Regions from separate parts of the Homo sapiens genome. Here regions 2, 3, 4 and 5 are each linked to region 1. Evidence: chromatin loops called from intact Hi-C (ENCODE). Cell type or tissue: GM12878. All regions are shown on one strand. Region 1 overlaps LOC105373133 (a long non-coding RNA gene). Region 2 overlaps LINC01203 (long intergenic non-protein coding RNA 1203). Region 3 has its middle 7.4 kb from the start of TCEANC. Region 4 holds the start of LOC105373134 (a long non-coding RNA gene). Region 5 overlaps PRPS2 (phosphoribosyl pyrophosphate synthetase 2).

Region 1 (5,000 bases):
GGGCCAGCTGAAGCTACCCGTACACATCGTTTTACAAGCCCTGGGCTGTCAATGGGTCTTTTAAAACCAGCTGAACTGCGTTTTGCTTTTCAGTGTGTAAGCTGGTCAGCTTACAGCAGTACAAATTGGCAGCGTGGCAAGAAAGAAAACTGAAATTCAATCCAACACTGGGATTGGAAGCTCTTGAGACTCAAATGTCACCAACACCGGGGGCTTCTCCTCTAATTATCCTGTCAAACGAGGGTTGAAAATGTCAGCACAGACTTCAGTCTCAGCTCCTCCAGCAACCAATGAGAGTGGGCTTGGGTCTGGTTTAAATGATGAAGAACAAATTTGAAAAACCCTTCAGTTGATTTCAAGACTTCCTGGGACGGCGATGTTTAAACCACAATGTTCTTCTTTTGGGGCAAAGTTAAGAGCCAATCACAGTTAAGGTTTCTCTGCATGTTCTGCCCATATTTGGCTGTAATCTTGCTTCATCCAACTAAATTTATAATATATGTGAGTGAAAAGCAAGCCTTTGGGATTTGTCTCTCTCTCTCTTTCCTTGTTATAAAGGAAGCCTTATCTTTATGCATTTGGGGCTACCTGTGAACTTACAGTCTAGCTTCAAAGCAAAGAAAGGAGCAGCCAGTGTAGAAAACTTCGTTTTTACTTTTTTTTTTTTTTTTAAACAAGCTTTAACTGTAGCTTCTGGCTACAGGAAAGTACATAGAAAACCGAATCTAGTTTCGGCCTGTGCAGTACTGACCAGGAGAGGCTTATGAGATTATGGGGATATTGAAGAACACAGAATGTCACATGGATGATTGTATTTTATCTATAATGTATGTGTAGGAGAGATCCATTTCTCAGAGATGGCAAGAACTAAATGCACCCTTTGAAATATCTTCTTAGGGGTTGCTTGAGGAGGATGATCAAATCTTACAGAGAGATAAGACACAAATATGATAAAAGTTATTCTCATTTTAAGTGACTATTTATTGACCACTTGATATGTATCATCCATTTCATTCTCACCACAATCCTATGAAGGAGATTCAATTCTATCCACATTTTGCAGTGAAGAAACTGTGGCAGTGCATGTAACTTGCCCCAGGTGCCTGAGCTTATAAGGAGTGGAACTAAGAATCCACTCTGAACAGTCAGCTGCCAAAGCCCCTCACTCTTAGCCTCTTTGCTCTACTCCACTGAGATGTTCTCTTGGGTTTACTACCAAGAACAGAGGCTGTAAGTAGTATAGAATGCCCCCGGGGACCCCAGTGTCCAAGACACCAACTTCCACTGCCTCTCAGGACCCTAAGGAAAGAAAACTGAGAGGTTGTTCAGCTTGTCTCAGGTCCAGAACTGTCTGGTCAGAGGGGATCCTGGGATCCACCAGTTGAGCCCTTCATTCAGGGCCCCAGTTATTCCTAGTCTTGGGAAACCCAGCTCTAGAAGCCCCTCCCCAGCAGGATTGAGGACAAAGGGGCTAGACTAGAGACCCAGCAACATGGCCCTTCCATGTTCTCAAAACTCAAGAGACCTAGAAAAGAGAAGGGTGGCAAAGCAGCCCAGCCCCACCCCCCAGGGCCAGAGAGGCCCCACTTCACTCTGTAGAGCAGTGGGATTCATCTGGGTGCCATTTGGCCCTCCAGGAGATGTTTGGCAATGTTTAGAGACATTTTAGGTTGCCACAGCTGGGTTGGGGAGGCGAGGGTGCTACTGGCATCTAGTGGGTAGAGGCCAGGGATGCTGTTAAATATCCTACAACGCACAGCACAGCTCCTGCCACAAAGTGCTGCGGTGAGAAGCCCTGCCCTCAAGTCTTGGTTGGGCACATTCCACCCACAGCTCTGAGGAAGCTCCGTCTGGGGCTTCTTCAAAGAGTCATTCTGCAACCAGGAAGCTGGCAGCCCATACAACTATGCAGAAGGTGAAAGAGAGAAGGCGGGACCATGAACACGCGTTTTAATTACTGCATGTTTGTTTCTGACAGAGAGAGGTCAGTGTTTGCCTCCATTTGCAGGCATCAGGACCAAGGTGGGCAGTGGGCAGTGAGGGGGCAGGGGTGGAGGGCGGCACTAGCTCTGTGTAGCAGGCTGAATAATGGCTTCTAAAGATAGCAGATCCTGATCCCGGTAGCCTTCTATGAAAAAAGGTGGTCTTTGCAGATGTCATTAAGTGAAGAATCTTGAGATGGGGAGATTATCCTGTATCATCTGAGTGGGTCCTAAATGTAATCACACGTATTCTTGAGAGAAGGAGGCAGAGGGAGATCTACGTGCACATGGAAAAGGTGATGTAACAACAGCAGAAATTGGGGTGATGAGGCCACAAGCCAAGGAATATGGATGGCCACTAGAAGCTGGAAAAGGCAAGGATCAGATACTCCCCTAGAGCTTCCTGGGGGAACGTGGCCCTGCCCACACCTTGATTTGGGCCTAGCGAGACTGATTTCAAAATTCTGGCCGCCAGAACTGTGAGAGAATAAACTGTTGTCTTAAGCCACCAAGTTGGTGGTCATTTGTTACTGCAGCCATAGGAGACTAATCTACCCTGAGACTCCTGGGGCCCCCAGATGGATCCTCTGAGGCTGAGGGGCAAACTCTTCCATGCAGGCAAAGCCAGAAAAAGGGGAATGGAAATTTCCTTTGCACTTTCCTTGATACATTTACATTTCCCATCCCACCCTTTAAGCACCCTTTCCTGTGAAAACATGGCACCTGCCCCCTCACCGGCCTCTATCAGTCAACAATTCAACTGAATGTCGGGCAAAGCATATGACACCCCCAGTGCTTGGTTCAAACCTGTTTGAGTCACCTGTCACTTTCTACCTTGAATTTTTGTCACCAATGTACATGCAGTAACTTCTATACTAGACTGTGACTCAGACGCTCACAATCACACTCAAACACAGTCTAGTGTTTTTCACAGCCTGGTATAGAAGGTACTGCCTGTACATCAGAACAGGGGAGCAGGAGCCTGATCTGATTTATTATGAAGTCTCCCAAGGCCTCCAGCGCACAGTATCAGGCACACAGGAAACAATCAATGATTAATGTGTGCTTCCTCCATCCTATGAGAAATATTACTTAGGTCTCTTTATGACGAGTGGCCAAAAAGCACAAAGCCGAATCTGATGCTTATTAATAGTAATCCCATACTTGCTGTAAGCCCTGCAACAACTATCATTATCCATGTTTTGTTTTTCAATGGAGGTATAATTTACATACAGTAACATGCACACATCTTAAGTGTATAGCTTGATGAATTTTTACCTAAATATACCTCCTGGAAACCACTGACCACACAAACATCTATGTCTTTCCATCACTCTAGAAAGCTTCCTTTTTCCCTTTTCCTAGTCAATTAACCCCCATGCCCCTCACACTCCAGTGAACCACTATTCTGACTTCTACTCCCATAAACTAGGTTTGCTTGTTTGTGAACTTCATATAAATGAAATTGTACAGAATGTACTCTTGCATCTGGCTTCTTTCTCTTAACATAATGTTTTTGAGATTTATCCAGGTGATTGTATCAGTTTATTCTTTCTTTTTTTAATCTGCTGTGTATTATTCCATTGTAAGAATATGCCATAATTTGTTTATCCATTCTTCTATTGATGGACATTTGGATCATTTCCAGTTTGGGCATATTGTGAATAAAGCTGCTATGAATACTGGTGTATTTTATGGACCTGTGCTTTCACTCCTCCTGGCTATGTACTTAGGAGTAAAATTGCTGGGCTGTAGAGAAGGCATCTGTTTAACTTAATAGAAGTTAGTATCACTATTTTTGATTTGGATATGAGAAAAAAAGGGTTTTTTTAGAAAAAAAAAATGAAACAGTTACAATCTTTCTTCACTTATTTTCCCAATTCCATTCATTGTATTAATTTTTTAAAGAGTAGAGTATCTCTTTCCTGTGCCACAGGCATGGTTAATTGAATCAGCAGTACAGAAAGTTAGAGGGTCACGAGGTACGAAGAATCCAGCAAACTCACATCTGCGTAAATACACTCTCACATCATTTTATATGCATTCACACCAACCCATATCTTTAAAAGTGGACTTTCCTGACACTGGGGTTGACCACAGTGCTGACACAGACAGAATTCCTATGAAAGCAAATATTTTAAGAGGAAAATTTCCCCTGTAATGAAAACTTGATTGAAATGACAGTTGCAGGCAGTGAAAAGCATGTGGAATATGTAGAACGAGCAAAATCAGATCTTTCTGTGGTGTCCTTTCTGAGTATCCAAGAAGTCTCATTCCCCTGCCAAATGCACAACTCTCCTAAGGCCTGAGCACAAAGAGAACTGCCTGGTCTTCCCAGCTGCCAGCTCCCTTCCAAAGTGAATTCCTGAGTCCCAGCTGCTCCCCACTGGAGTGCCACTGAATTCTACAAAATCCTGACCAGCTATGCAAAAGCAAATAAACAGGGGCAAGTATTTTAAGACCCTATAGTGTCACAACACTGAAGGCTGGTATGCTAAAAGGAAGAACAGAAATGTCCAAGCTTGTTTCTCTACAAGGTATATTTTACAACAGCCATTACTCATCACAAGTAAAATTCGTTTCACCCAAATAGGCATTTCATACAATTTTTCTAATGATACACAGTGCTTGTTTTCAGATTACCTAAAGTCCCAACCCTTCTGCTATCTCAAACTTTGACCTTTGTCTGTGAGATGCATCTAGTGCCTCATTAAATGGCAGCTTGATACAATTATATATTCCTTGGTCCTTTCTTACAGAATCTGAGATGACACCCCGGGATTGCCACGGGAAAAATTGCCATGTCTGTGTGATATCAAATAGTCTGATCAAGTCAGCAAATAAGAAATGTCAATCACTCAGGTTTTGTCGTTGGCACAAGGAAATCAAAACAATGGGGTGATTCAATATCTTTCCCTTTCTTTTCTTATTTTTTTTTTTGGTTTGTTTTTAAACATTTATTTTTTCCACTGCTCTCTTGTTGTGTTGATAGTCATTTTCTGAACAAAAACAGAACAC
Region 2 (5,000 bases), 250 kb after region 1:
TGTCCCTGGGAGAGTCTCACCTTATTTCATTGTCTCATTATAATTATTAATAGCTCTCACTCTCAAGAGTGTCTCAGTTTGGATAATACATTACATAGTCACCCTGGACATAATAGAGAATATAGAGGTGAGGACATATATTAACTGCAGAGTAATAAGTGCTATAAAAATATCCATTCCAGCTGGACACTGAAGATGAAAAAATAGAAATTTAAATGTTTTTAACTTAAAAATAAATATCCTAAAGTAAGGTGACAGTAATTTGGGGAAAGGACTTCTTTCAATTGGGTGGTCAGGGCAGTTCTTTCTGAGGGGAGCACAGAATGAATGACAAGAAGGAGCCAGTCGGATAAAGAGTGAAGGTGTAAGCATTGTAAGAACAGCAAGGGGAAACGACATATCCAGAGGACAGAGAGAGGCAGTGTGGATGAAGGGCAGTGTGCAGGGATGGAAGTGGCCCAAGGGGAGGCAAGGGCTAGGTTTTTAAGGCCCTGCCTGTCGTGAGGAGGAGCTTGGGTTTCCTTTGAAATGCAATGGACAGTCTTTAAAAGAGAGCAGAGTGACCTCACTTACTTGTCTGTGCCAAATGTCTTCAAACCCATAGGCCAGAAAATCACTCTCTGATGAAGCTCTCATATTTAAAAATACTGTGTCTCCTCCAATAAAGCCACAGACACCAGGATTCTTTGGAAAAATATGTTTTTTACCAACACTGGAATGAAAGATAAATTATTACATGAAACATGAAGCTTAAAGTTCTCAGAAGCAGATATATTTATAACTTTTTCCCCTAACGTATTGAAAGATAAAGTGCTGAACTTTAGAACTTTATAACAGACTCACAAATAAATGCAAGGCTTCATGAGTTTTATCAAGCTCTCCTCTTGTCATCAGTGATGGTAGTGAAGGATTATACAGTTTGAAGGTAGTTGGGACAAGTCTCCCGACAAGGGAGTGGTGACTTGGGACTAACTAACTGAAGAGGGAGGGAAGGGCAAGATGCCAGAAATCTGGTGGAAGACCTTGGTAGTAGGTATTCCAGCAGCTTCCAGATTCTTTCTGAGGCAATTTAAAGAGATGCAGCTCAGAGGTGCAACTCCATCCTGCTAGGCTTGGTCTTCTAAGGCCCAGCACTTGGCCACACAGGTTATGCAGCACACCAGAATGCCAGGCTGTAAAAGCTAGATCGAGGGCCAAATTCCAGGTCACACCCTGCTTACCAAACCATGCCAGCTCGAAGGGACACCTCCTCAATTCAGCTCTGCTTTACCTCTCTGCTTATGAATTCCAAGCTCCTGATACACATCTGGTCAGAACCATGGTACCCCTCCACAATCCACGCCAGGAAATTGGATGTCTACTCCCTGCCTTTCTTCCCATTGTTTGGGGACTTTTCCTTAGTTCAGCTGAAGACGGGGTCCTTGTCACACGGCCACGAAAATTTAGGCTTGCAGATTATTTGAAGGGTGAGTAGGGCACGGTTTTATTGGGTGAAAAGGAAGAAAAGGAGAAAAGAGACACCTAGCAAAGCAAGAGAGTGTGCTTCCTGCCCGTGGGCTTCTCAGGTACCACCGAGGAAGAGGAGGGGCAAGGCTCCTCTCCCCTGCAAAAGCTGGACGTTCTGTGGCTCCACCCCACTGCGCGCTCCTTCCAGTGTGCAGGTCGGTCGGAGGCTCTGCCAGGGAGCCCTTCCCACCTGGCTGTCTCACCATGGCTTTGGGAAAGGGCTGTGCCCAGAGGGGATTCTTTTCTATACAACACAAAGGCTTTGTCTGTGCTCAGCAGCCGTGTGTTTAGGACATTTCCTGGGCCTTATGGCCTCTGACAGTCATCCTTTACTGTCTAAATCTCTTAGCAGATGCACCCTCACCAGCTAGCCAATTCTGTCTCCTGGTTCTCACCCTGGGTATGAGACTATGCTGATTTCTTGTTTCAGCAACATCCCGGGCATAAAACAGCATTTTTTGTTATTTACTCACGTAAATAATCAGTTGCTGGAGGCTGTTCTGGAAAGCAGGACACATACAGCACACATAGGAATGAATCCATCCAGCACTGCTCCTCCTTGGAGCCAGGAGTCCCATTAGGGCTTCATCATCTCCTCTGTCACCATTTGGTACTTTTGGTTCTTTCTGTCTCCCTCAAGACTAGTTAAGACAGCTAATGTGTGGATGCAGTTTCGAAAACAATACTTTTCATAGCAGTGGTTTGAGCTAATGGTGTTTTTCATCTCAAAAATGTTTTACAAACATTAATTAAGCTTATGTAGCTCCCTGGTGGGCTTAGGCAGAAAGAATGCCCAGAGAGAGAGAGTTTCCGCTTTTCCTCCAAGCCACAGAAAGTCCTCAAGGAAACAGAAGGCCTGGGGCTTCAGCCCAGCAGTCCTTTGCTTGAAGAAGACTTAACATACCTTTACAACTTTCCTGATGCTCAGAAAATGAAGTCTTTTGTGATACTTCATAAAATGAAATCTCTTAGAATGCTTTGGGTTTTTTTGGGGGGGGGTGTTGCGGGGGTTTGGTTTTTGTTTTGTTTTGTTTTGTTTTGACAGAGTCTCACTCTGTCGTACCTAGGCTGGAGTGCAGTAGTGCAATCTCGGCTCACTGCAACCTCTGCCTCCTGGGTTCAAGTGATTCTCCTGCCTCAGCCTCCCGAGTAGCTGGGATTATAGCCGCCCACCACCACGCCCAGCTAATTTTTTCTATTTTTAGTAGAACGGGGTTTCATCATGTTGGTCAGGCTGATCTCAAACTCCTGACCTCAGGTGATCCACCCACCTCGGCCTCCCAAAGTGCTGGGATTACAGGCGTGAGCCACCGCGCCCAGCCCCCTTGGAATGCTTTGTAAAATGAAGTCCAGCCTGGACCACCTGTCAGAAAGTATTTTTTCTTTATTGTTGTGGCAAAGTATGTATCTATTGATATATTCTTAGTGAAGCAGGGAAACAGAAACTGCAAACCTAAACCAATTCAATAAAACATTACTTATTTCTCAGTAGGAAGAGGGAAAAAAGCTAGCAAGCATGAGTAAGAAGGAAGGATATGAGAGAATAGGAGATTCTTAAAGGCATTCTTTTCATTTCCTTCTTCTGACGCAGAAATCCAAACAAAAGCTTTAGAAGAAACACCTGGAAAAATAGTATCTCCACTTTGAAAATGCAGAAATACAGGCATAATACAATGGTGAAATTTATTCATGGTCATTCTCATCTCAATCAATGGTTCTCAACCAGGTGCTATTTTGCCCCCCAGGGACATCATTTTACAATGTCTAGACATTTTTGGTTGTCACCACTTGGGGAGGCGGTGTAAGGGTGGGCAAGTGGAGTGATACCGGCATCTAGTGGGTAGAGGATAAGGATGCTGCTACAAACATTGTACAATGCACAGGATAGCTCCCATCACCAAGAATGCTCTGACAGTGGTGCCAATGTTGAGGAACCCTATTCTAAATCATTGCCTTGTCAGAGATGGATCTCCAAATCAAGTTGGAGTTTGTGGTATGTCATCCACACAGTTGACTCCAACCCACCCAACTCCAAGCAGGCTCAACATGGTGATGTTTCCCACTACTTGCTCTAGGATACCTTCATTAGGCCTGAAGACCCAACCTGTGCACAGACTCTAAACTCAAACATGTACCTAGCTGCATTCTTGATTTTCTCACACAATCATGGCCATGCTTATATTTTGAAGTGATCCAGGATCCTTTTACTTTTTCTTCTAGTTCATTAAGGTGTAATTGACAAACAAAATTCATATATATTCAAGCTGTACAATGTGATGATTTGATATAGGCATACACTGTGAAGTGATTATCACAAATTAACACATTCATCGCCATATCTAGTTATCTCTGTGTGTATATGTGTGTGTGTGTGTGTGTGTGTGTGTGGTGAGGACACTTAAGATCTACTCTCTTAGCAGATTTCAAGTAAACAAGAATGTATTATTAACTGTGATCATGCTGTATGTTAGATCACATACAGCTGTATGTTACACCATGCTGTATGTTAGATCACATAAGTTCTGGTGAACTTACTCATTTTATAACCAAAAGTTTGTACCCTTTGACCAACATCTCCCATTTTCCTCACCTCCCAGCCCCTGGCAACCACCATACTACTCTCTGCTTCTATGAGCTTGACTTTGTTTAGATTCCACATATAAGTGAGACTGTAGGAAAGTTTAAATTTTTTCCCCTGAAGTTTCAGTCATTTGAGTTTATAAAACAAACTGATAATAGATTATCGGGAAAAACAGGCATACAAATTTTATTGTGTGCACATGTGTATGGAAGTCATACAAGCTCAAAGAAATGGCTAGAGGGTTGACACTTTTATACCATCTTGAGGTTACAGCAAGAATGAGGACTTGGATTATAGCAAAACAGGTTATGGTGGCAAGACAGGTTATGGGACAGAGAGAAGAGGAGGCCTGGCTAGTAAAGGTGGTCTTGTTATGCAGATGAAATCTCACAGATGAAATCTCTCTGAAATCCCTCAGAGAGAAGAGATGGGAGCCTGTGATAAATGTTTCTGCAGGGCCTTTAAAGTGTCAAGACTCCCAGGTGATCCTTCCTGGATCCAGAGGGAGAGAGTGGGGTGGTGTTTCAAAGAATACATGATAGCATCTGTTGTTTACTTCATTTTACTCCCTCTACAGTTGCAAATCTCCTTCACACAAGATAGCTTTGCAGGCCACTTCTGTTGGCAGGCCCTGTGAACAGCCACCTCAAAATATGTCAAAATATATATTAAAATTTTTTTTTAATTTCAATACCTTTAGGGGTACAAGTAGTTTTCGGCTAAATGGATGAATTGCATGGTGGTAGTCTGGGATTTTAGTGCATTCATCACTCAAGTAGTGTACATTGCATCCAATATGTAGTTTTTCATTCCTCATCCTCCTCCTACCTCCTCCCTTCTGAGTCTCCAATGTCCTTTATACCACTCTGTATGCCTTTGCATACCCATAGCTTAGCTTCCACATATAAGTGAG
Region 3 (5,000 bases), 550 kb after region 1:
AACATCCTTGAAAAGAGGCCGGGCACAGTGGCTCACGCCTGTAATCCCAGCACTTTGGGAGGCCGAGCTGGATGGATCACAAGGTCAGGAGTTCAAGACCAGCCTGGCCAAGATGGTGAAACCCCCATCTCTATTAAAAATACAAAAAAAATTAGCCGGGCGTGGTGGTGGGCACCTGTAATCCCAGCTACTCGGGAGGCTGAGGCAGAGAATTGCTTGAACCCCGGAGGCAGAGGTTGCAGTGAGCCGAGATCTTGCCACTGCCCTCCAGCCTGGGCAACAGAGTGAGACTCCGTCTCACAAAAAAAAAAAAAAAAAAAAAAAAAAAAGAAAGAAAAGAAAAGATAGTTCAGAACAAAGGCTGCCAGGGCTTATGTGTATAAGATGGGCAGACCTATGGCGAATCACTTCCTAACATAGACTCTTCACTTTCTAGAATTCATTAGATGAGGGGACAACAGAAAGATTTGATAGGAATGGTGATCTCTCACAAATCCGTAACATTGCAAATAACACTCTCCCCTTATATGGGCCCAGCTACCTTTCCTTGAGTGAAGAGAAGTATACTTTCTGGAACTTACTTTCCCAGGGCTGCTATTGAAATCCTGTTCCAATCAGACCATAAGATATCAGTTAGGTGATTTAATTTCTGCAAAAGAAACAAACATAGAGTGAAATCATTCCAAATTTTGAGGGAGAAGTATCACAGTTTTGGAACATGTTATAATTTGATAATCTCCTCTAAAAGTGGTTATTTTTTTTTTGAGTCGAATGGGCTTGTCTCTTGGAACAATTAACGTGTTTTGGAAACCTGACAGGATGAATTGGATAATGACTATTTAGCATAATTTCGGGTAAAGGCAGTTCTCATGGAAGGTGGAAAGCTATCAGCCTGACAATCTAAAGCACCGATAGTTTCTCCCCAAGAAGGAATAGGGGGTAGAGGTAGTGGCTAGACACATTTCTATTTTTAAAACTGGCTTTTATTGAATGTTGGTGAATTTATCTCAGTACATTGATTTTAATTGGGATACAAAAAAAACTCCTTTGACAAGTCTGAGGCCCTCTAAAAATGTCAAAAAGGCTTAGACTGGGTCAACATCTAAAAAACCAACGTAAATGAACTCAACCTTTTTTCTCTTTAATTCCATCAGACCATGACTACAGATACTAAATAGCTGTGTTCTGTCTCTATTCAAAGTGTTGTCCTGGAGTTGTGTAGATGCAGCTTCATCATTCTGTCTGGTCAAGGAATGGTAAGGTAATATGAACTTTGGGATTTTTGTACATACAAGCAAGGGTCCTTTTTGTGTGTGGAGAATGGGGTTCTAGGTTGACCTTTTTAGAAATCTGGCATTTTTAAATGTCATATCTATGCTTCATAAAAAATTCTAGTATTAATATGCACATGAAAAAAATCTGTAAAATGATTTATAGATGTAAAATAGACTTACATCTTGGGAGGCAGTAGTATAGACTTACATCTTGGGAGGCAGTAGTATAGACTTACATCTTGGGAGGCAGTAGTATGGTGTGGTGGTGAGTCTGCCTGGGGCCAGAAAGAGCTGCCCCTAAGTGGGCTTAAGACAGAAAGGTTACATATGCATAAGATAGAGGGGTTACATATGCATATTTTTGACCAAAATAATTATCTTGTGTATATCTTTAATCAATTTGGTAGTGTCATATAAATTGTTTTACATTTCTATGTTGTCTTATTTGTTTGTTTGGTTTGGTTTCCTCCACTCTGTGGCCACTAAGAGTGCTGAATGTCATTAGGTAAGAGCTAATTACCCTTTCTTTCTCAATAATTTCTTTGACGGCCTATATATTTATTTTAATGACAATGTTGCTCAAAACACATTTGAAATTGCCTTTTTCAGGTACACAAATCATACAAGAGACTTGGCATTGTCAATTTATGGTTAAAATTTTTGGTCATCATTTATGACCAAAAATAGCATTACCAACCCAGAATTCCACTGCTAGGTATATACCTAATAGAAATGAATAGTAGCACTATTTGTATTAGTCCCAGTGGAACAACCCAAATATCCATAATGTCCATTGTTAGAATGGATGCACTGTAGTGTATTCATTCAATAAAGGACTATGAAGACATGAGAATGAATAGCTTAACGCTGCCCACAGCAACACAGACAAATTTCAAAAATATGTAATTGATCAAAAGAAGCCAGAAAGTACATACTGTACACTTCCATTTACTTAAGTTTCAAAATCAGGCAAAATTAATCTATAGCGGTAAAGTTGGGATTCTGTTTATGCTTTTACCCGTGGTGGGGGCGGGATGCTGGAAGGGAACACAAGGGGAGAATTTCTGGGGGGCTGGTAATTCTGCTTCATGGTGCCTTTTGAATGGACATGTTCACTGTGAAAATTAACAAGCAGTACACTTACGATTTGTACACTGACTTTTCTATATATGTGTCATACTTCAGTAAGAACTTCTTTCAAAAATAAAAGTATTACTCCCCCTACCCCTTAAGATGAACCTCTTCTGTCTGACATTGTGCTGAATGACTCGGGACACCTAGAGTGAATTCAGCTCTCAGCGCCAGGTAGGTTGTGGCTGAAGCTACACAGACTCAGGTATAATCCAGCCACGGATGACTTTTGTTGTGGGTGTTCACTGGCCTGCCATCCAGGCTGCTGGAGGTGAATGGCATGGGAATCTGGAGAGGAAGTTCAACGGGCCCAGGGGCTGAAGTTTGAGGAAATATTCCTGCTGCTCAAGAGCCTGGAACTCTCACCTGCCCCACATCTATTAGTCTTTCTGGACAATGATGGAAGTTTCTACGTCTCCCTTTTCTATCCCTGTTACTTCTTTTAAAAGTCTTTTTCCTCCTAGGATTAGTCCAGGCTATCCTCACCCAGCTCTCCTGATGAATGTGAACGGCTTTCCACTTGCATCAGTTTTTTGGAGTCTTCTCTCAGAGTTCCAGCAGTGCCCCCTTGTGACTGCATGTGTGTGGCTGCCACCAGGCAAACAGCAGAGCTGTTTCCAGGATCTCCTCCTACTCCCTCTTTGCTCCATTTCTTCTCCTCCCTGGTGTTTTATGAACTCATGCTTCTTTCTGGGTACCCAGAACCTTCCAATTCAGTCACCCTTAAGATCTCGAAGAATCCAATCTTGCAGACCTTTCATTCCCTCCCAATTCTCCCCATCAACATTTACTTATCCTATGTCCCATTCCATTGGTCTCTGACAAGGGAGACGATCCTTACAATATAACTCAGGCATAGCAAATAAACAGCTTCAAGTGTAACCTTTCCTAAGTAATAGTTGCTGTTTTATAATAGCAGCTTTCAATGTCTTCATCCAAAGGAATGAGTAAGAAAGGAATTCTAGCACCATGGTAAGGTCAGGGGTTCTCTTCTGATGTCCCTCAAATCACACAGCCATATTAAGACAGGCTGTGTCAGTTAGTGTTTACTGTTAGCAAGCCACCAAAACAGACCCAGCAGAGGGAAGTTATAGTAAGGATAGCAGGAATGTACAGGTGGAGGGAGAGACCAGCCAGCCAGCTTTGGAAATGGGCCGCTGGGCTAGAAGCAGAACTGTGGGAAAGGAGCCATTGGAGGAATGGTCTCATAAGGACACCACCCTCATCTTAATGATCTTTCACCATGTTTAGACTCCACATCATTCTGCTTAAAATTCACATTCCAGGGAGGATGTGCAATCGGGCCAGCTGGGGTCATCTGGCTGCCACCTGGCTAGGGCAGAATAGGCACCTGATTGGCTGTTTGGAAGGTGTGCTGAAGCTGGGTGGTCCAAACTCACCAAAGCCCACCATGTGAATGAACCCCATCATGCAAATCTGAGATCGAGTACATGTAATTATCCCAGGCCACATACCAGTGTAATAGATCTACTCTCATAACGACAAAAGAGTTGACAACTTCATTCTCTTCAGCAACCAGAAACCTAGGTGGGGTCTGAGTCAAGGTTTGAAATGAAGAACAACTAATATAAACATTATTGCCAGGCACAGTGGCTCACGCCTGTAATCCCAGCACTTTGGGAGGCCGAGGCAGGTGGATCACTTGAGATCAGGAGTTCCAGACCAGCCTGGCCAACATGGTGAAACCCTATCTCTACTAAAAATACCAAAAAAATCAGCCTGGTGTGGTGGCACCTGCCTGTAATCCCAGCTACTCGAGAGGCTGAGGCAGGAGAATTGCTTGAACCCAGGAGGCAGAGGTTGCGGTGAGCCAAGATCACGCCACTGCACTCCAGCCTGGGTGACAGAGTGAGACTCTGTCTCAAAAATAAATGACTAAAATTTTTTTTAAAAAAAACATTATTATATGAGCCAAATAGTGCAGCAACTCCATGTACTAGGTTTTTGTGAGAAAATGAGGCTGAAATGGCAAAGCGCTTCTCTTGGGCACTGTAAATCAGAACGGTATACTTCTGGCCAAATGTGTCTCCCACTGAAGACTAAGAAGAGAACATGGCTGTCCTTTATATTGTCACTGTTGATAAATAGGCCCTCCTGGCAGCATGCCAGGTCATATCATGAAAGGACAGCTGTGGGTGGTGTGTATAGTGTCAGTCCATGAGAATGAGTCATGAGGCCACGCGGTGCAAGAACGAAAGATAAAGGAAGCAGCACCGACCAACGCTTCAATGTTTAATGCTTATGTCTCACTATGCCGATGAACTGCTGTTACAAAACGACTTCCCTTTAAAACAAAGACTCAAAAACCAAAATGAAGTGAGGCATTTCATGGGGCAGTCCACATGTCAGGATCACCTCCAGACTGTACTACTCCTGGTTACAAGCCACTCTGGCAGAACAAAACCCCAGATGACAGGCCTCAGTTTGGATTTCTTCATAGCAATGGAAACAGCAACTGCGCAGGCAGGCAGAGGTCTTTGAGTAGAGTTGGTGTCCCCTTGTTCCATTTCATTTTGTAAGTGTTCTATATTTTTCTGATTAAAGAGAATTTTGAAGAATCCCTAGTAACAAAAT
Region 4 (5,000 bases), 69 kb after region 1:
TAGTGACAAACTTGGGAGGTATGGCCTCCCAATTGTGATTCTTAAACCTGAAAGAGTGAGAGTGATCCAAATTAACAGTGTATAGAAAAAAGGAGCCAGGGCCAGTCCTTGGGGCTGCTTATGTTTGGGGACCAGAGATAGGTAAAAGAATCAGTGAAGATAGTAAATAAGTTGAAATAAACCTCAATTTAATTAAACATGTCAACTCCCAGACTATTTTATTGCTTGGTACTTAAAACACACTCCCAAGAGGAAGATTAATTAATAAAGCTGCAGTGTGGGATAGCTATCCAGCTGGAAGCAGCACAGGCCCCTAACAAGGTTTGTTTTTGGCAAATTCCCATCTCCAGTCTTCTCTTCTCCCACAATAGGGTGAAGCATCCCATTCCTGCCTTATCCCCAGAAGGCCTGGCTTCCAGACATCTGTCTCAGAAAGAGGTATGAGGCAGAAGGTTCCACTAGGTAAATTGTTGATAAAAGCTCAAGTGCAATTCCTGCCCTAGGATTTGGACTTGAATAAAGGGACTCTCAAGACACTGAGGAATGACTCTCAATTCTGGAAAGTGTAGGCACTTGCAAAGGGGCAGAGAGTTGTGTGAGAATATGGAGGAGGAAGATTCTTGGATGGTCCCTCCAATCAGGCCAGTTGTATGTGCTACGTATGTAGGGGTTGGACCCACCCCCTTGTCCAGTGATCTTGGAGAAGTCACTTAAACGTTCTCTTTTGGTAACTCATCTGGAATTAGGGAATAAATTCTAAGCAACTTTTAAATAAGAAGCATAAAAGCATTTGAGTCTTCAGATTTGCTTAATTGATCATTGCAGACGGTTGTGTCAATAACAATGACGTTTAGAGGAAAAGGTGAAATTGGTTTCTTTTTCTTTTCTTGGACTTAGCTCCAGGAGCAGGGAACAGGAAGCCATTCCCAGAAGTTGCTTTCCCCTCCCACCCCTGAGTACGTGGCAGGGCCAACAGATGTGGCTGAATGCCCAGGCCCAGGGCCATGAGTACTAACCTATGCCCTGGAAAGCAGGAAACACATTGTCTTCATGTACTCTGCAATTTGGGAGCAAACACCAGCAGCTCTTGCAGGGGGCCTTTGTGGGTCCAAATTCAATGGACTGTCTGCTCTCTCTCACCACTGCTCCACCTTTCATTTGTCTGAACGTGGAAACACACACACACACACACACACACACACACACACACTCCAAGCGCTTTTACTTTTCCTCACTCAACAACAATGCAGAAAACTTCTGTGACCAAATATGTGTGTGTGTGTGTGTGTGTGTGTGTGTGTGTGTGTGTGTGTGTGGCGGGTGGGGGGGTGGGGCATTTCTCTACACATCAAGGAGCAGATCAGCTGCATGTCCTCTAATTCAGTTCTGACACTCTCTACCCAGAGAGTGTCAGATCCCACAGGTTGAGGGCTCAGTCCCCAAGACTGCCCCCACCCCCACTTCTGATACCAATTAAAAGCTGCAGGTTATTTTTCTTGTGCTTCTGACCGACTGGCTATAATCAGGTTGCCCACAATCCCCCTTTCTTGGGTTCAATTAATTTGCTGGAGTGGCTCACAGAACTCAGAAAAACACTTATGTTTACTCATGTATTATAAAAGATGTTACACAGGATACAGATGAAGAGATGTGTAGGGCGTGGTATGAGGGAAGGGGTGCAGAGCTTTGATACCCTCCCTGGGCACCACCCTCCAGGAACCTCTACGTGGTCAGCTATCTGGAAGCTCTCTGAATCCTGTCTTCTTGGGTTTTTCTAGAGGCTTTATTACTTAGGCGTGATTGATCAAACCATTGGCCATTGGTGATACACTCAACATCTCCTCTCCCTTCCCTGGAGGTTGGGAGTGGTGCTAAAAGTTAGTCTTTCTGGGTGACAAACCCCCATCCTGAAGCTGCCTAGGGGCTGCCTGCTATCAGTCAACTCATTAGGGTACAAAAAGACAACACTTTGGAATTTCTAAGGATTTTAGGATTTGTATGCCAGGAAACAGGGTCAAAGACCAAATATACATCACAATATCACAATTTGCTTGTTTTTTGTTTCAGCTTGGGATCAGCCTTATTTTTAATACACAGATGCTCTCCTACACAGGAACCCCTTACTTATTAGGGACCTTTGAGATTCCTTTTCAGATCCCCCTGTTGCCATGGAATTGTAGCTGGAACATCCACTCCACTTCCTACTGACTGGCTCCTGACATTTCTCAGTCCCCAAATATCTCACCTTCTCCCAACAGCCTGAATTTTTGTTTTCTTCACCCAGTTTCTGTTTGCAATGGCATTTGTCAGATTTTCACATATCAACATCCTTCTTAATAATGAGAACCTTTTAGGCATTCACATTCTCATATAGATCCACTCAGTCAGATTGCTTTCCACTTAGCTGAATCCACCATATAGAGAAAAGGAAGCTTCTATTGCAGGAATCAGAAGACGAGATGATTCTAGAACATGAAATATTGGTAATGGCTCATCAGGATGGGGTGCTAGTGGGAGGGATAGGAAAGCCTGGGAGCCCTGGGAAACCTGATAATCCCAAAAGAAAGGCAATAGAACGTGGCAAAGGAGCATAGGAAAGGAGCTTGTTGACCCACACCTGCGCTGCACTATCTGTAAGAGTAGTTCTGCGACAGCACCATGCAGAGGAAACTCCTTTAGTCCACTTCTTCACCTGCTCCTCTTCCCCTTATTTTCTTCTTTTCCCTCTGCCTCAGTAGAGTGAGTCAAAGTGGAGTCCTCTGAAATGTACTTTGGCCCTAGAGTCCTATGGATCCGTGTTCACATTTTGAACAAGTTACTCAATCACTCTGAACCCTAGTGTGTACATCTACAAAACAGGGGATCTACCCTGAAGGGATGCTGTGAGAATTAGGTGGAATAATACATGTAAAGGCATCTGCACAAGTTAGTTTTTTTTCTTCTCTGAAAGCACTGACTGGAGCTGCTCAGGAAGTACCAACTGGTGCCAGTTCCCCAATGAAGTATGTGTGTGATAAATTATCCTGCATATCTATATGCACACACCCCTATTCACTTAGCTTATCCAAAAAAACTAGAAGCAGCATAGAGGAACAACATTAGCAGACTTTGCTTGGGGGAAATCAGACCTTGGATTCCCCTGCCTCCCAACCCCCAACCTCACCAAATTAGTATATTATCAGGTTCCATCTAAGCGTGTACCCATGGCAAATGCACTGTTCACTGGTAGTTAATGGAAATAATGCCCATCCAATATGGGGCCACCAAAACCTTCATAATACAGTGCGGTTGCTGACCTGGAAATGATCTCAGCAAGCATCTGGCCCGCTAACCATCAAACCCTCCCACTTCCTTCTATATATAGGAAAATGGAGGCACAGAGAATTTAAGTGCTTTTAGAAGGTAATAGTTGAGAAAAAACTAGGACTAGAACTCAAGGCACCTTGACTCACAATCCAAACTATCTTTCTACCACTCCTGGCTGAGTTCATGAATGTAAAAAGAGACTGTTAAAAAAAAAAATTAAATATATAACACCTTGCAAGATGTTAACCGCCATTACTTATTGTTTTAATTATAAATTACCCATCTTTCTAGATGCTTCTGCAGGGATCTTGACAAGTCATTTCTGATCCTGCCCTATGAAACAATCTCTCAGAGACTCAAGGAACTCCAGAGGCTACATCTGGAGGGATATAAGGGGGAAACTGAGCAAAGAGGAGGCAGTGGAACATAATTTTGCAGGCAGAAATTTAAAAATATATGTTTAGTGCAAACTCTTCTAGTTCTGTGTGATTTTGTTTCTGTTTGTTTTAAACCAAGAAAAAACACCACATTCTTGATTGCAAGGAAGTTTTTACCAGAATAAGAGGCCATGAATTCCCATGAGCCACCCTGCCTAACAAAGCCAGAAGACCCCCTGGCTTAAAGGTTGCAAGTTAAAGATTACAGGTCAAAACATTTTAAAAGCAGCAACAATGCAAACTTTATATAACAAATGACAAAGATATATAACGATATAATAATAATAAAGAAATAGCTATATAAAAAGAGCTAGGTAGATGATGGATAAATGGATGGGAAAGAAGGAAGGAAAGAGGGGAGGAAGGAGGGAGGGAAGGAAGAAAGAAAGAAGGTAAGAAGGAAATAGGCCTAAGTGCTGTAGTTGATCTCTGGTGGCAAGCAATTTTAGTTTTCCAACTTTTGCTTCTCTGCATTTTACAAATTCTCGTACGTTCTTAAACAACAACAACAATAACACCCACCCTAATGATCAATGTTATTTGCTAAAAGGGTTGACAATGACAAACACAAACCCCTTGAAATTTCCAGTTCTCCTTTCCAGTAAATCTGCTTTTGCATGGGCTCCTCCGCATTCCTCATTCACATCAAGGATTCAAGAAATTCCACTCAACTGAAGTCCAGATCACATCTAAGATTGATCGTTCCACATTTAAACCTTTCTCTGATCCCTTCAGTGACTTTGCCTCGCTTGAGAGAAAATGACAACCGACTCACTGTTTCATTTTCCCTTCCATTCAGCCAAGCAATCCAGGGCCCTATTCCGTCGTTTGCTTTTCATCCATAGGGCTTCCAATTCACCCATGTGAAAACATCTTTGCAATTACAGCCTTCACTCAGTGTCCCCAGGTTAACTTCAGGACCCTGATTGAAGAATCTGAAACCACTTGACAAACTAATTTGAATTGCAAACAGCTACCAACACAAATCCAAACCCTTTCTTTTAGCTCTGGGAAACTAGCTGTTTTGATGTGTTAATCATTTAGCTAGTAAGATAACTTAGCTCATCGTTTTATCTACGAATTACTTAACAAAATTCCTTTTAGTACTCTGAAGGCTAAAATACTGTATATGATATATATCTCAGCTACTACAAAGTCATGAAATAATAAAAATAAGCTTTGACTCCAAAGAATGTGAAAACAGGAAAATAAAGGTTTTAGTGATACTGGGATCTAGTTTGTTTTAAAATCCAGATG
Region 5 (5,000 bases), 280 kb before region 1:
GTAATTCCAGCTATTCAGGAAGCTGAGGCAGGAGAATCACTTGAACCTGGGAGGTGGAGGTTGCAGTGAGCCGAGATCACGCCACTGCACTCCAGCGTGGGTGACAGGGCGAGAGTCCGTCTCAAAAAAGAAAAAGAAAATACCAAAAAACTCCAAATACGTACAGTTTACCCATTTAAAGTGTACAGTTCAGCAGTGTTTTGCATATTCAGAGATTTGTGCAACCATCACTATCTAATTCCAGAGCATTTTTATCACCCCAAAAAGAAACCCTGTACCCATTAGCAGTCACTCCCCATTTACTTCCCCCCACCTTATCCCTGGCAGCCAGGAATCTACTTTCTATCTTTATGGGGTTATCTTTTGGAGACTTTGTATATCAATTGGTAGTATAGAACATGGCCTTTGTGTCTGGCAGATACCTTTGTAAACCAGAAAATGTTATTTTGGCAGCTACTCAGCCCAAAGAATAGTAGATTCCACAAATTTGTATGACCATCTTTCTTTCCTCCCCCAACCTTGTTTTTATATACATAGTCTAAGAATATCATACATGCTCTTAGCAGAAATTCAGACAGTACAAAAGTGTCCCATCCCTGTTCTTTAAATGCCACCGTTATTTCCAGTGTCAGAATTGTGTTATTTAAGCGTATATCTGCCTATTTATTTCACGCAAATGGCAATGCGATGTACACAGTTCTTCACTGTGCTTTTCTGAAAAACTCACTTGCTGTATCTTAACAATGATTCCATAGTCGTGTTGTGCAGCTGTGCAATATTCCCTTGTGTGCATGTACCACAGCTCCTGTGACCAGTCAGGCCCCCTCTTCCCCATTTGTAGGTGCCGTTGTTTGCACTCTTAAATGCAGTTGTGAAGCAATATCGTTGCTTTGACATTTTGTACACGTGTGCTAGTAGGATACGTTCCTAGAAGTGGAATTGCCGAGTCAAAAGGCATGAGCCATTTTAGGTTTGATGGGCAGTGCCAAAATATGGTCTTTTCCAAAAAATATACCAGTTGACATTCCATCATGTATGGATGCCAGTGACTTTCTACACAGCCTTGCTCACACAGTGGGTTATCAGGCAGTTTACTTCCAGATCAGGTAGGTGATCTATGGCATCCTCTTCCTGTGAGCTCTGGTTGCTGTGGGTGAGGGTAGTGCCCTCACCAGGGTATGTTGATTTTCCATGAGATGGGTCTCTATTCAAATCTTTTGCCTATTGTTCTCTTGGCTGGGACGTTTCTTGTGGATTGTCTACAGTTTTGCATAGACGAGATCACAGCTGTTTCTCATGTGTGTTGCAAATATTTCTCCAAGTTTTTTCATTTCTTCTCCTATTTTGTATTTTTATTCTCTGCAGGACTTTAAAAACCTTCTTACGTAGTCAGGTTTATTTTTTCTTCACATTATGGCTTCTGAGTTTATGTAGGAGTCATCCTTCTCTTAAAATTTGTCTTCTCCCATGATTCTGTATATTTTTTTCTTTTTTAATGTCCCAAGTTTACTTCCATCTGAAATTTATTTTGGAATAAAGAATGAAATAAGAATCCAGCCCCCCCACCCCCGACTCTACTGTCTAGTTTTTCCAAAACTATTTATTAAATAATCCACCTCTATTGATTTGAAATGGCATCTTTCATCATATACAGAGTTCCCCATTTCAAATAGATAGCTATTTGCCAACTCCTACTTTTAAAAAAATGCAGAATAAAGTAAACAGAATAAATGGCTGGGGTTGAGATGCTGTTTTGTTTTGTTGAGACCTCCTTTCAAGCAGTCTGCACTCAATCACCCCTGCTCCCTCTGCCAGGAAAATCAAGCTTTTTAGGGAAGTACATTTCAGAATTTTTGTCACCTCCTTTCTCTTTTCCAAGTGTTTCTGCTACACATTATTGTCATCCTCATATTCTAGCCCCCAACTGACAGTCTCCTCAGAACAGCCTTGCGGGTAATACATGACATATGCAGTTGACATTATCTGTGACTTCTTTGCTTGATGCAAAAGGTCATAGTTAGCAAAATAAAATACTGTAAATTTCTGTCTGACCAATTGGAGCTTGTTGCTTTAGAAAAAGCTTTGAAGCTTGACTCGTTCCGGGTAAAACTGAATGTTGCCACAGGAGGTCACTCTTGGGTAGGCTTTGTAGCTTGGTTGGGTTGACCACGGAAAGAAAATTAAACCTAAGAAACCTACCTACCACTGCTGAGATAGCAAGTGTCAACCTAAAAGTGGTATGGGAAGAGGGTAAAACTAGATAACTCAGATTTAACTTTTTTTCTGATTACATAATCTTTGAAGATGCTCTATAGGAAATTTGGAAAGTAGAAAGAAGAAAATCTTAACACTTTATATCTCAACCAGTGATGCCACTATGAATAATTTGGTGTACTATGTATCTGTCTCTCCTGGGGGAGCTGATATGGCACATGCACCCACAGAGAAAAGATTGTAAATATGTGCCCAGAAGAAATCCAAAACTGTATGTATATAATTTTCGTTCTGCCTTTTTCTGCCTAAGATTTCAGTGTGGTATGTTGTGTCAACATCATTTGTTAGGAGTATGTATTAGGTCTCCATGATATACAAGGAAAAGAAGAGTTACCTATAGCTTTTTCAGGAAATCATAGCGTTCTAACAACCCAGGAAGCTGTTTGCAGGGGTATTTTCTCTTATCTTCTTCTTCTGACATTACCATTGGATACCTTTTAGTGGCTAGGGCTCCCCACTCAAGTGAGATGTCTGTGTCCCCCACTGCCAAGAACCACAGAGCTCACCTTCTTTCCCAGTCCCACTTCCATGCCTACCCTGCTGTCTGCTTGTGAGCAGGCTCGTGAGAACAGGCGCCACCTGGCAGAGAGATGAAAACAGGTTCTGCTTTAACTTCTCCGGTATAGAACTTCCACCACAAAGGGCAGTGCTTCCCAGTGCTGGGCTGTGGATTGGTATCCTGTCATGCCCAAATCTGCCTAGTCGTTACCAAATAAGCAGACGGTAATGTATGTGGACATTTTGTGCGAGGTGTTCATGTGTCTTGGGAAAACCTGTCTCATGTTCCCAGAAAGTAGCTTTCCTTACCTGGAGTTTGAGTGGCTTTTATGACATTGGCATGTAGATAATAGAACTGTACGTGTTTTTTTGTTTGTTTGTTTTTTGAGATGGAGTCTCGCTCAGTCGCCCAGGCTGGAGTGCAATGGCGTGATCTTGGCTCACTGCAACCTCCACCTCCCGGGATCAAGCGATTCTCCCGCCTCAGCCTCCCAAGTAGCTGGGGTTACAGGCAGCCACCATCATGCCCGGCTACTTTTTGTATTTTTGTAGAGATGGAGTTTCACCATGTTGGCCAGGCTCATCTTGAACTCCTAACCTCAGGTGATCCACCCACCTCGGCCTCCCAAAGTGCTGGGATTACAGCTGTGAGCCACCGTGCCTGGCTGAACTGTAGGTGTTTTAAGGTGATGATGGAGCAAAATTTTTGTTGGCCTTTAAATTAATTTTTTTAATTAAATCTTTAAGTAAGGAAACTGTTGACAGCTAGACAAGTTTACAAACAAAGGGTATCTGCTAGGGCTACTGTGGTTTTGGTTGCATCCTGAAGAATGAGTGTTTTAAGGGTAGGATGAGTGTTCTAAGGGTAGGAGAAACATGGACCTCAATATAGTAATGATTCCCTTTGCTTCAAGGACGTTGATGTCTTATTCTCTTATCTCACAGTCTCTGTGTTTAACTGGAAAGTTTGGTCCCTTTTCTTTTATGATAATTGACATAGTTGGATTTATGACCACCACCTTACTATGTGGTTTTTTTGTTTTTGAGACAGAGTCTTGCTCTGTTGCCCAGGCTGGAGTGTAGTGGCGCGATCACAGCTCACTGCAGCCCCCGATCTCCCAGGCTCAAGTAATCCTGCCACCTTAGCCTCCCAAGTAGCTGGAACTAAAGGCGCATGCCACCATGCCTGGCTAATTTTTGTATTTTTTGTAGAGATGGGGTTTTACTATGTTGCCCAGGCTGGTCTCCAATTCCTGGGCTCAAGTGATCTGCCTGCCTCGGCCTCCCAAAATGCTGGGATTATAGGTGTGAGCCACCATGCTTAGCTACTATATGCTTTAGTTTTTCCTTCTCCACAAAGTAGACATTATTATTATTTTGGTTTTGTACAATCAACATTTGTTTAGATTTGTCCACATATTGATCAATATCTTTGCTTACCTTTCTCTGCCCCTGCCCCTCACCACATCTCAATGTATCTGTGGTGATTTTCCTTTTGCTTAAGTTGCATTCTTTAAGTGGTTATATGTTAGAAATAAATTCTCAGGTTGTATAGTTTGGCTGAAACTATCTTTATTTTGCTCTCCTTCTGGAAAGGCAGTTTTGCTGAGTATAGACTCCTAGCCTGAGAGTTATTTTCTCATATCACATTGAAGATATGACTCCATAACTTCTGGCTTCCATTGGGGAAGTTGAGGACTTGGCCATCCTTACTAGGTGACTTGTCTTTATTCTTTGTCTCTTTTAAGCTTTCTTGGTCTTCTATAGTTTTGTTAAGATTGTTTGGGAATTCATTTGTTGGGTTTATTGGATCCGAGGATCCTCAGATCCAATAAACCCAACAAATCATCAGGAAACAGTTGTCAGAAGACATCATTGGTCCTGTGTTTCCTACGGAAATAAAAAACAATAAATATTGCACTGAATGTTTGTGGTTTGGTGTCCCTGAATAATAAAGAAGGAACATATTTGCAAAAAGTTGCATAGGGTTTTTTTATGCAGAATTTTGTCAGAAGACAGTGGTGCTGCCATGTTTTTCTTTGAGTGCAAATGTACATTGCTAAGATTTTTTTAAGATGGCATGTGCTTTGAAAAGAGGATATTGCATTTTTAAGAGTTTAAAAATCTTATGAGTGAGAAATATTAAAAAATCTTATTTTCCCCTCTTTACAAGAAATAAAAGATGTTCCTCATAAAAAAAAAAAAAAAAAAAAAGGAAATATTAGCCG

Evidence for each region. Peaks named below come from ENCODE experiments on the same cell type or tissue, not always from the same donor. Only the 100,000 strongest peaks of a DNase experiment are listed, where the experiment ranks them.
Region 2: it touches region 1 in a loop (11-fold over the local background); 4 of 110 quality-filtered maps call a loop at or near these places.
Region 3: a loop joins it to region 1, with 7 times the contacts of the local background. A loop is called at or near these places in 4 of 110 quality-filtered maps.
Region 4: it touches region 1 in a loop (2.2-fold over the local background); 9 of 110 quality-filtered maps call a loop at or near these places.
Region 5: it touches region 1 in a loop (7-fold over the local background); 2 of 110 quality-filtered maps call a loop at or near these places.

The regions. Positions count from the first base shown.
Region 1 is chrX:13,090,902-13,095,901 of GRCh38, forward strand. It overlaps LOC105373133 (a long non-coding RNA gene), which reads left to right. Exons shown (of 4, transcript NR_171577.1): 4 at 4,742-4,894. Among named protein-coding and RNA genes, the nearest start is that of FAM9C, 49 kb to the left of the region's middle. RefSeq lists an enhancer at 1-15. In GM12878, a CTCF peak has its summit at 1,980; DNase peaks (open chromatin) are centred at 360 and 1,840; H3K4me3 peaks cover 1,092 bases; H3K27ac peaks cover 3,469 bases.
Region 2 is chrX:13,338,634-13,343,633 of GRCh38, forward strand. It overlaps LINC01203 (long intergenic non-protein coding RNA 1203), which reads left to right. Exons shown (of 7, transcript NR_045260.1): 6 at 1,293-1,466; 7 at 3,098-3,192. Among named protein-coding and RNA genes, the nearest start is that of LINC01203, 5.9 kb to the left of the region's middle. In GM12878, no CTCF peak of the experiment used is centred here; no DNase peak of the experiment used is centred here.
Region 3 is chrX:13,643,271-13,648,270 of GRCh38, forward strand. No RefSeq gene overlaps it. Among named protein-coding and RNA genes, the nearest start is that of TCEANC, 7.4 kb to the right of the region's middle. In GM12878, a CTCF peak has its summit at 2,971 (motif pointing left); no DNase peak of the experiment used is centred here; H3K27me3 peaks cover 175 bases.
Region 4 is chrX:13,160,177-13,165,176 of GRCh38, forward strand. LOC105373134 (a long non-coding RNA gene) reads right to left here and starts at 4,799. Exons shown (of 3, transcript XR_001755798.2): 1 at 2,246-4,799. In GM12878, no CTCF peak of the experiment used is centred here; no DNase peak of the experiment used is centred here.
Region 5 is chrX:12,812,504-12,817,503 of GRCh38, forward strand. All of the region lies in intron 4 of PRPS2 (phosphoribosyl pyrophosphate synthetase 2), which reads left to right. Among named protein-coding and RNA genes, the nearest start is that of PRPS2, 24 kb to the left of the region's middle. In GM12878, a CTCF peak has its summit at 2,120 (motif pointing right); a DNase peak (open chromatin) is centred at 2,128.